2 separate regions of the Homo sapiens genome follow, and region 2 is linked to region 1. A link is a contact called in ENCODE Hi-C or POLR2A ChIA-PET data. All regions are on one chromosome and are shown on one strand. The core of a region is the stretch at or near the end of the contact, and the rest is flanking DNA. Distances in the headings are between cores, read along the strand shown. Region 1 overlaps CNTN3 (contactin 3). Region 2 holds the start of CNTN3 (contactin 3).

What was found. Hi-C counts contacts between places; a loop is a spot of excess contacts on that map. ChIA-PET counts read pairs that join two places held with the same protein, here RNA polymerase II (POLR2A). Pooled maps may share reads with other maps.
Region 2: a map of aorta shows a loop between it and region 1 (4-fold over the local background). The contact joins the promoter of CNTN3 here to the enhancer-like site in region 1. A Hi-C loop is called at or near these places in 3 of 168 maps with a recorded cell type or tissue (aorta, ascending aorta and kidney) and 4 of 50 pooled maps. POLR2A ChIA-PET finds 5 or more read pairs at or near these places in 1 of 52 experiments (AG04449).

Annotation. Positions count from the first base shown.
Region 1 is chr3:74,463,899-74,467,486 of GRCh38, forward strand. The region is part of intron 4 of CNTN3 (contactin 3); the gene reads right to left. Among named protein-coding and RNA genes, the nearest start is that of CNTN3, 150 kb to the right of the region's middle. Within about 2 kb of position 1,918, at least 2 of the 41 ENCODE cell types and tissues checked have a DNase peak (open chromatin) inside an H3K27ac peak, as active enhancers do; they include ascending aorta, where a contact is called at or near this core.
Region 2 is chr3:74,613,103-74,616,690 of GRCh38, forward strand. CNTN3 (contactin 3) reads right to left here and starts at 1,557. Exons shown (of 23, transcript NM_020872.3): 1 at 1,289-1,557. LOC105377166 (a long non-coding RNA gene) reads left to right here and starts at 701. Exons shown (of 3, transcript XR_007096257.1): 1 at 701-789; 2 at 3,171-3,345.

The DNA.
Region 1 (3,588 bases), core at 668-3,167:
TTAGTAGCCAAGAGCATATGTATCTGTTTTTACTGTTTCTATTATATTTAATGCAGTTGAAATTTGTAAACAGGCATTCCTCAGGAACCCTTTGACAATGTCAGTTGCCTACTAAACTTAGCTGGGCCTTAAATGCTCTCCATAGTACTTTTTCAACAGAGTCAAAAATCTATGCAGTAGTTAAAGCATGAACTTTAGAAGGAAAAATAGTAGGCTTTCAATACAGCTCCCCTCCTACAATCTGTGTTACCTCATAGAGTTGTTATAAGGATACAATGAGATAACTATATAAAAGCTTTCATTAGTACTGTGCTTGGTCCATAATAATTGCTCAAGTATAATTTATAATTACAATAGCTCAAAAATACATATGCAAAAAATCATAAAATCTACATTTATTAAGCAGCCCCCATAATTCTCAACTGAATGTATCATCTGTTACTCCCTGAATAAACTTGGTTATAGAACCCAAGCTAATATATTCTGATTTCTTTTTTGTTGAAATACTTGATGGTATATACAGATATAAAAGCAGAAATGTATAATGACAGTGGTCTGGCATGAGATGGGCAGAAGGATTTAAAGGAAAGAATGTCAGTGGAAGGATATGCTTACAGCTTAAAATCCAGCTGCCAAGCCCCAGAGTGCTTACATCCTGGTCCAGAGGACATTAGTCACAAATATTTAATTAGGAGCTACTAAATCCAGTAGGTGGCATCTGAAAAGTGACTACACAGAAAAAAAATCCATATTATATAGTTATGAGTTTGTGGCATAATATTTTAAAAATCTGTAGCAGTTTTGCACTCCTTCTCCTCCTCCTCCTTTGCTCATGCCATTTATCTATTGCAGAAAATCAGTCATTTGTGCTGTTAAATTAATTACAATATAAAATAGGTTAATGGCATCTCTTTTTAAAATGTCTTTAACTTGTACTTCTATCCCCTAAATGGGCAGTTAGACCTAGAGGTTTAATTAGAGTCAAGTTATTATTCATTAATTGATTTATATTAACAATCATTCATAGTTGGTGCTACACACTTTCTATGGCATCAAATCAAGAGGCACCTAAATTTGGATGTCCACATGACACAACTGTTGAATTTGAAAACAAAATCCACAGGGAAAAGTCATGGTGATTTCTAGCCAAGAGTATATGTACCTTGCTTTAATATTTCTATTACCATTGATCCTGTTCAAATTTGTAAATAAACATTCCCTAAGAACCTTCTGACAATGTCAGTTTCCTATTAAAACTAACTGGATCTTAACTTATAAAAGTGGCTGGTACACAGCAGGCCTGTAAGCTAACTTCCAAAATTATTTTTCACCAGACTTTGTGTTCCATTCCGGGGATACAAAGAATACCAAATGATCCCCCAAGGAGTATTAAGTATCGTGCGGACAGGTAGAAGCAACAACAACAACAAAAAGGTCTTTATCGTTACTATTACACTCACGACTCAGTCAAAGAGTGTGGGGATTGGTACATGATTTAAAACAAAAACAAATAAACAAAAAACCTAGACCATAAAAGGTAAAAACAGAAAATAATGGAAAGGATCCAACTACAGCCTTCAATTAATTAAACAGCACTGAAATGATTTTTCTCTGCTGGTGTCTTCTAATGGAAGAATCTAGAAAGAATGATAAATTGAGGATTGTTTCCATTTCTTCTTATATCTATCCAGAAGTCATTGTACACACAAAAAAATGCATTTCTCCATACAAAGAAAAGTCTGTAGCACAATACATGTCTTTGCTTTTACAGCATCCACCCCTCTATCTGACAACAGCATATTTACTTTCAGAACCCTCCATTGCCCCACCCTGCCAGTGTGTGAGGACACCAGGTCGCAGGGCTGTCCAGGGATAGGCAGGGCTCCTATTTCAAGCTTATGCCTGGGATTTGTGTCTGAACCCTGAAGGAGAAGCAAGTTCCTGTCTCCTGAGACTGCTAAATTCAGATGCTGGCTGACATCCAGGAGGTGGAGGCTGCCCCAGAATGAGGCCAATAGAGAAAAAAGCAGAGATGGAGAGATACCAAGGCCTGAAGGCACCGTTTGAACCCCTGGATCCAGCTAGGACTATAGCCAATTTACCCAAGACTTTTCAGCTGCAGATGCCAAAAATTCCCTGTAGAGCTTAAGCCAGTTCTGCATTGAGTTTCTATTGCTTGTCACTGAAAGAGTCCAAATTAAAGCAAGTGGAACCTGAGCAGACACAAAAAGATGCTGTCAGAAGGAGAGAAACATGGAGAAAATACGTGAGTTTAGTGGGAGGGCAAGTGAGTCACACCAAGAGCAGAGAAAACTTAGGAAGAATTTACAGATGAAGGAGAAAGATAAACATGTTAAGTGGCATAACATTAGTCTTGCTGGACACTTTCTTGCACACGGACTCAGGGCCTATTGAAGACAAAAGGATTTTGAGCTGCTGACAACACCAAAATACAGTGTTAGAAAAACCATGGATAAAATATCAATAACAAAGATGTTCATAGTTCACAGTCAAAAACGGAAGAAAGTATGATAATGAAATTTATATCGATTCCCCAACTATTATGCTGAAAGTATCATTATGCATTAAGAGGCATAACTGTTTTGGTGTTAGAAAAAAACTGGAAAATGTATAATTATATGTCTTCTCATTAATACCTATTCTAATGGGAACTTAAGGCCGAGATGAGTTGTCATGGAGGAAAATGTACCTAAAAATTGTGGGTTGAATGTGACATTTTATTAACAAGTTGTCTACTGGACAACCTGGAGCTAAATGTAGATTTTTAGAAGAGATTTTCAGTGAATGCATTAAAACAAATTTAATAACTTGAGACTGTATTTAACATAAAAATTTTCAACTTGATCATCAAGAGGCTACAATCAAGATATTAGGAATAAAAAAGATACATAAAAGAAATGAATGTACCTATTGATTGTACGTCATTATGTATTAGTATTACTGAGTGCAAAGAAATAAAAACTTAGTGGGAAATTGACAGACAGCAGTTTTAATCACAGTCTGCACATATAAAGAAGATAACTGATTAGTGTTCTCTATGGGAAATTTTTATTAATAACTCTACCAAATTAAATAACCAAAGTGATGATATATTCCATTTTTTAAAACTATATCTTTTGGGATTTTGAAATTAAAGTTCCGAAGTACAATTTATAGCAAATATAATTTTTTTCAAAAAAGATACAAATACAATTTTTTTCAAAAAAGGTATACTATACTCTTGAGTCACATATTCTTCACTTTAACACAGAAAGATTATGGCAGACAAGTCACAAAAGAAAAAAATGATATTGGATATCTTTTGCAAATTAAATCATCCTAAAATGACTAAAAAATAAGAGTTATTTTACCAAATGCAGAATTATGAAAAGATGTAGAGGGAAATATTCTTATCAAAGCTATTTGATTTGAAGTCGTAACTCCAAATCTAACAAAAATGGTGGGGGATGGGGGAAGGAAAAATCCTCCAAAAGAGATCATTACTCTGAAAATTACAGGGTTTCAGGTATGGTTTTAAAGACATTTTCCAACATTTGCAAAATAGAATCACAGCGGTATAATGGATAA
Region 2 (3,588 bases), core at 307-2,806, 150 kb after region 1:
TCTTTCAAAGGCAATTACTCCTCCTTTCAATCTCTGAAGGGCTCTGACTCATTGTTCTGATTAATTCCTGTTTTTAATCTATTTACAGATCAGGATTCTTTTTCAGCTAGTGTGATATTCATCTCTGTGGGGGTAGACAGAAACCACAGCACGTACAGTCTTCCTACTTTTTTTTTTTTTTTTTTAGTTATTCTTGCTTAATCATTTTAAAATTATTTCTGGATTTACCTACTCACCATATGAGCTGGGGTTTCTGACCTCCCTCCTGCACATCACGCCCTCCTTGTCTGTTGCTTTTTCTAGCTCTGTTTCCCTGCATCTTGGGTTGAGGTTAGCAGACTGGCTACCCCTTTCCCAGAGCTCTGTTCCCCTTTCTTTGCCTCTGAAAGGAGGTTTGCTGTCCTTACCGTAGCGGACACCGTTTGTTATTAAATAATACCTCTGGACACATCTCCTTGTTGTAAATCAATAAGCAAATGCAATACAGGGAAAGACATACGGATTGGAGAGTTGTACGGAGCTTTGCACAAGCAGAGCCCAGAAGCTGTTCGTTCATTTCACGCGACCAGAAAAAATTCCTGATGGTGCTATGACCCCGGTGCCCGGTTGGCACTTCCTGGTTTTCTGTTTCTGCTATTCTGTTACCTGCTTGGTTAGCTTTGCAGGCTCCTCAGAGAACACAGAAACAGCTGAAACCAGGGTCCGAGCTCAGGAAACCTGGACTACAGCGCAGCAGGGTAAACCTGACAAATAAACGCGACGGGGAACTCCGTCCCAAGCTGCTGATCTGTGAGTAGAAAGAAAATGCAGCTTAGAAAACTTGATCGCTAATGAAAGAATCGGCCACCCTAGCTTTCTCAGACCTGGGAATCTGGGCCTGGGGGGTGGTTCCAGCAAAGAGGTATCACATTCCCACATTCTGCATCATGCACCTGGAATTGTTCCTCAGCATCCCTAGGAGTCACAACTTTTTTCCCCCAACTTTAACTGGTCAAATCCACTGCGCGAAGGGCAAGCCCAAGGGACCTACCACTCAATTTTCAGCGCTCCAGCTGGGGATGCAGCCTTCCCAACCCGAAACCAATCCTCGCCCCAGAAGGGGAAAAATAATCTCCCCAGAGCAAGTCCGATGAGAGAAGCATCTTTTATTCTCGACCCGTCAGGTGCATTTCCCTGCAAACAAACTTCGGGGCTGAGGAGCCATGAAGCCAGGGCGTAAAGTTTGCCCTGGCAGGTGGCTCATCCCTGTGGCCCGGCCGGCGCCAGGAGTCGGGCATCCCGGACTTACCTGGTCTCTGCAGCTCGCCAGACGCCCGCCCCGACGGCCCACTCGCCGCCGCCGCCGCCGCCGCCGCCGCCGCCACCGCCGCCGCCGCAGTTAGTCCGGGCCCGGGGGGCCGCCGTGCGCGCCCGCGTAAGCCGCCGCCGCCGCAGGCGCAGCACCCTCGTCCGCACGGTTCCCGGCCCAGTCCACGGCGCCAGCCCGCCCGCCGCTGCCACCGCCGCCGCCGCCAAGCGCCAGGCTGCTGTGGCTGCTGCCGGCGCCTAGCGAGCACTGCCCGTGCCTCCGCCACTCCGGCTCCGGCTCCGGCTCCGACGCGGACGCTGGAGGGAGGGGAGACCGGGCGGACTGGAGGGAGGGAGGGGCGGGGAGCGCGGCGGAGCAGCCAACTGGGTCCCGAGCCTCGCGTCTGCGGCGCCCCCAGCGCCTCTGCGCCGGCCGGACCCCGCGCGGCCCTGCGCTCGGCCGCGTGCACCCACGTGTGTCCGGCCTCCGCAGGGCCCTGGGCGGCGGCGCGGGCTGGGCGGCGGTCACCGTGTCACCTCCGGGTGGCCTCGTGCCACGCAGTTAGGGCCCTCGGAACACGGGGTTAAGGCAGGAATTCCACTTCTAGAAAAGCCTCCTGCAGCTGCGCTCCCACAAGTGCGCAAAGATTGCCAATTTTAATATTAAAGCGGATAATTATTAAGGGCTCACTAGGTAGCAGGTCGTGGACTGCGCTAAATCAATTAGTTCATGCAGTCCCCAGAGCAACCTGGATCTATTATTATTCCCGGATTTAGTGATGAGGAAATTGGTTTGCTTAAAGTTTCAATGAGTCAGTTGTGAGAATAATCGCAACTATATTCTGTCAAGGACCCTGTGAAGTAGATCTTACCACCTTTATTTGCCCAAGTATACACACAGTGGTGGGTTGGAGAACCCGGACTTGAATAAGCCTGTTGCAGTCCTGAGCCTTTGCGCTGAACCGCTGGTGACTTACTTCCAGTCAAACCCGTGCAAACACTGCAACTTTAGTTGTACGAAAAACAGTTGGGAACAACCTACCTGTCCTTCATTAGGAGAGTGGCTGATAAAATACAGTGGAGACATACAGCGGCAGAGAGAAAGGTGCATCTACTAGTATTGGCATAAATGACCTCCAAGAGGTATCCTTAGAGGCTGGGCGGAGGTGGGTCACTCCTGTAATCCCAGCACTTTGAGAAGCCAAGACAGGTGGATCTCTTGAGCCCAGGAGTTTGAGACCAGCCTGGGCAACATAGGGAGACTTTGTCTCTGCAAAAAACAAACAAACAAAAAGTTTAAATTAGGTGGGCGTCATGGCACGCACCTGTTGTCCCAACTACTTGAGAGGTTGAGGTGGGAGGAGCACTTGAGGGATCACTCGAGCTCAGGAGGTGGAAGCTGCAGTGAGCCATGATTGTGCCACAGCACTCCAGACCAAAAGACTGAGGGAGACCCTGTCTCTAAATAAATAAAAAAATAAATAAACGGTATTGTTAGGAGAACTTGGGACATGTACTGTTGATCGGCACAGGAAAGTTGGTACCTGTACCGTTTTTGTGCTTACAAGCACTTACACACACACACACACACACACACACACACACACACGCACGCACCCTTTTGTGTGTATGTATCCATATTTATGCATTCACAATTTCTGAAAGGATGTCTAAGGATACTGTTAACAATTGTTAGTCCTAGTGAGTGAGACTGAAATTGGAGCAGAGGAGACTTTATACTTTTCATTTTATAATTCTCTGACATTGTTTTTAAAATGTATCACGTTGTCCCTTCATATTAAATAATCTAGTCACATTTAATTAGACTTGACAGTTTATGGCCCTGTTTCCTCTCCTTGATCCTCTCCCTGTGATTCCTGCAGATGGAATGAAGCAACACCTCATCAAGAGAAGCAACCTGGGCAAACCAGGCCTGGTTTAACTGCACTTTCTCACGTTTGATCATTTTCTCAAGAGATACGTGCGTGGTCCTCTGCAATTCAGAATGAAATCTGAACTTCTGGAAAAACTCTCCTAGAGGGGGTTTGAGGACAAGAGGTAAGACCCAGGTCAGTCAGATGCAAGGTGCCGCTCCCTACAGCAAAGTCAGCATGTAGGCCCCCTGCATTTCCAATTGCCACAAAGAAGTTGCTTGGTACTTTGGAAGACTGAGGTGGGAGAATCCCTTGAGCCCTGGAGTTTGAGACCAGCCTGGGCAATACAGTGAGACCGCCTCTCAACAAAAAATTTAAAAATTAGCTGAGCATGATGGTGTGTGTCTGCAGTCCCAGCTGCTTGGGA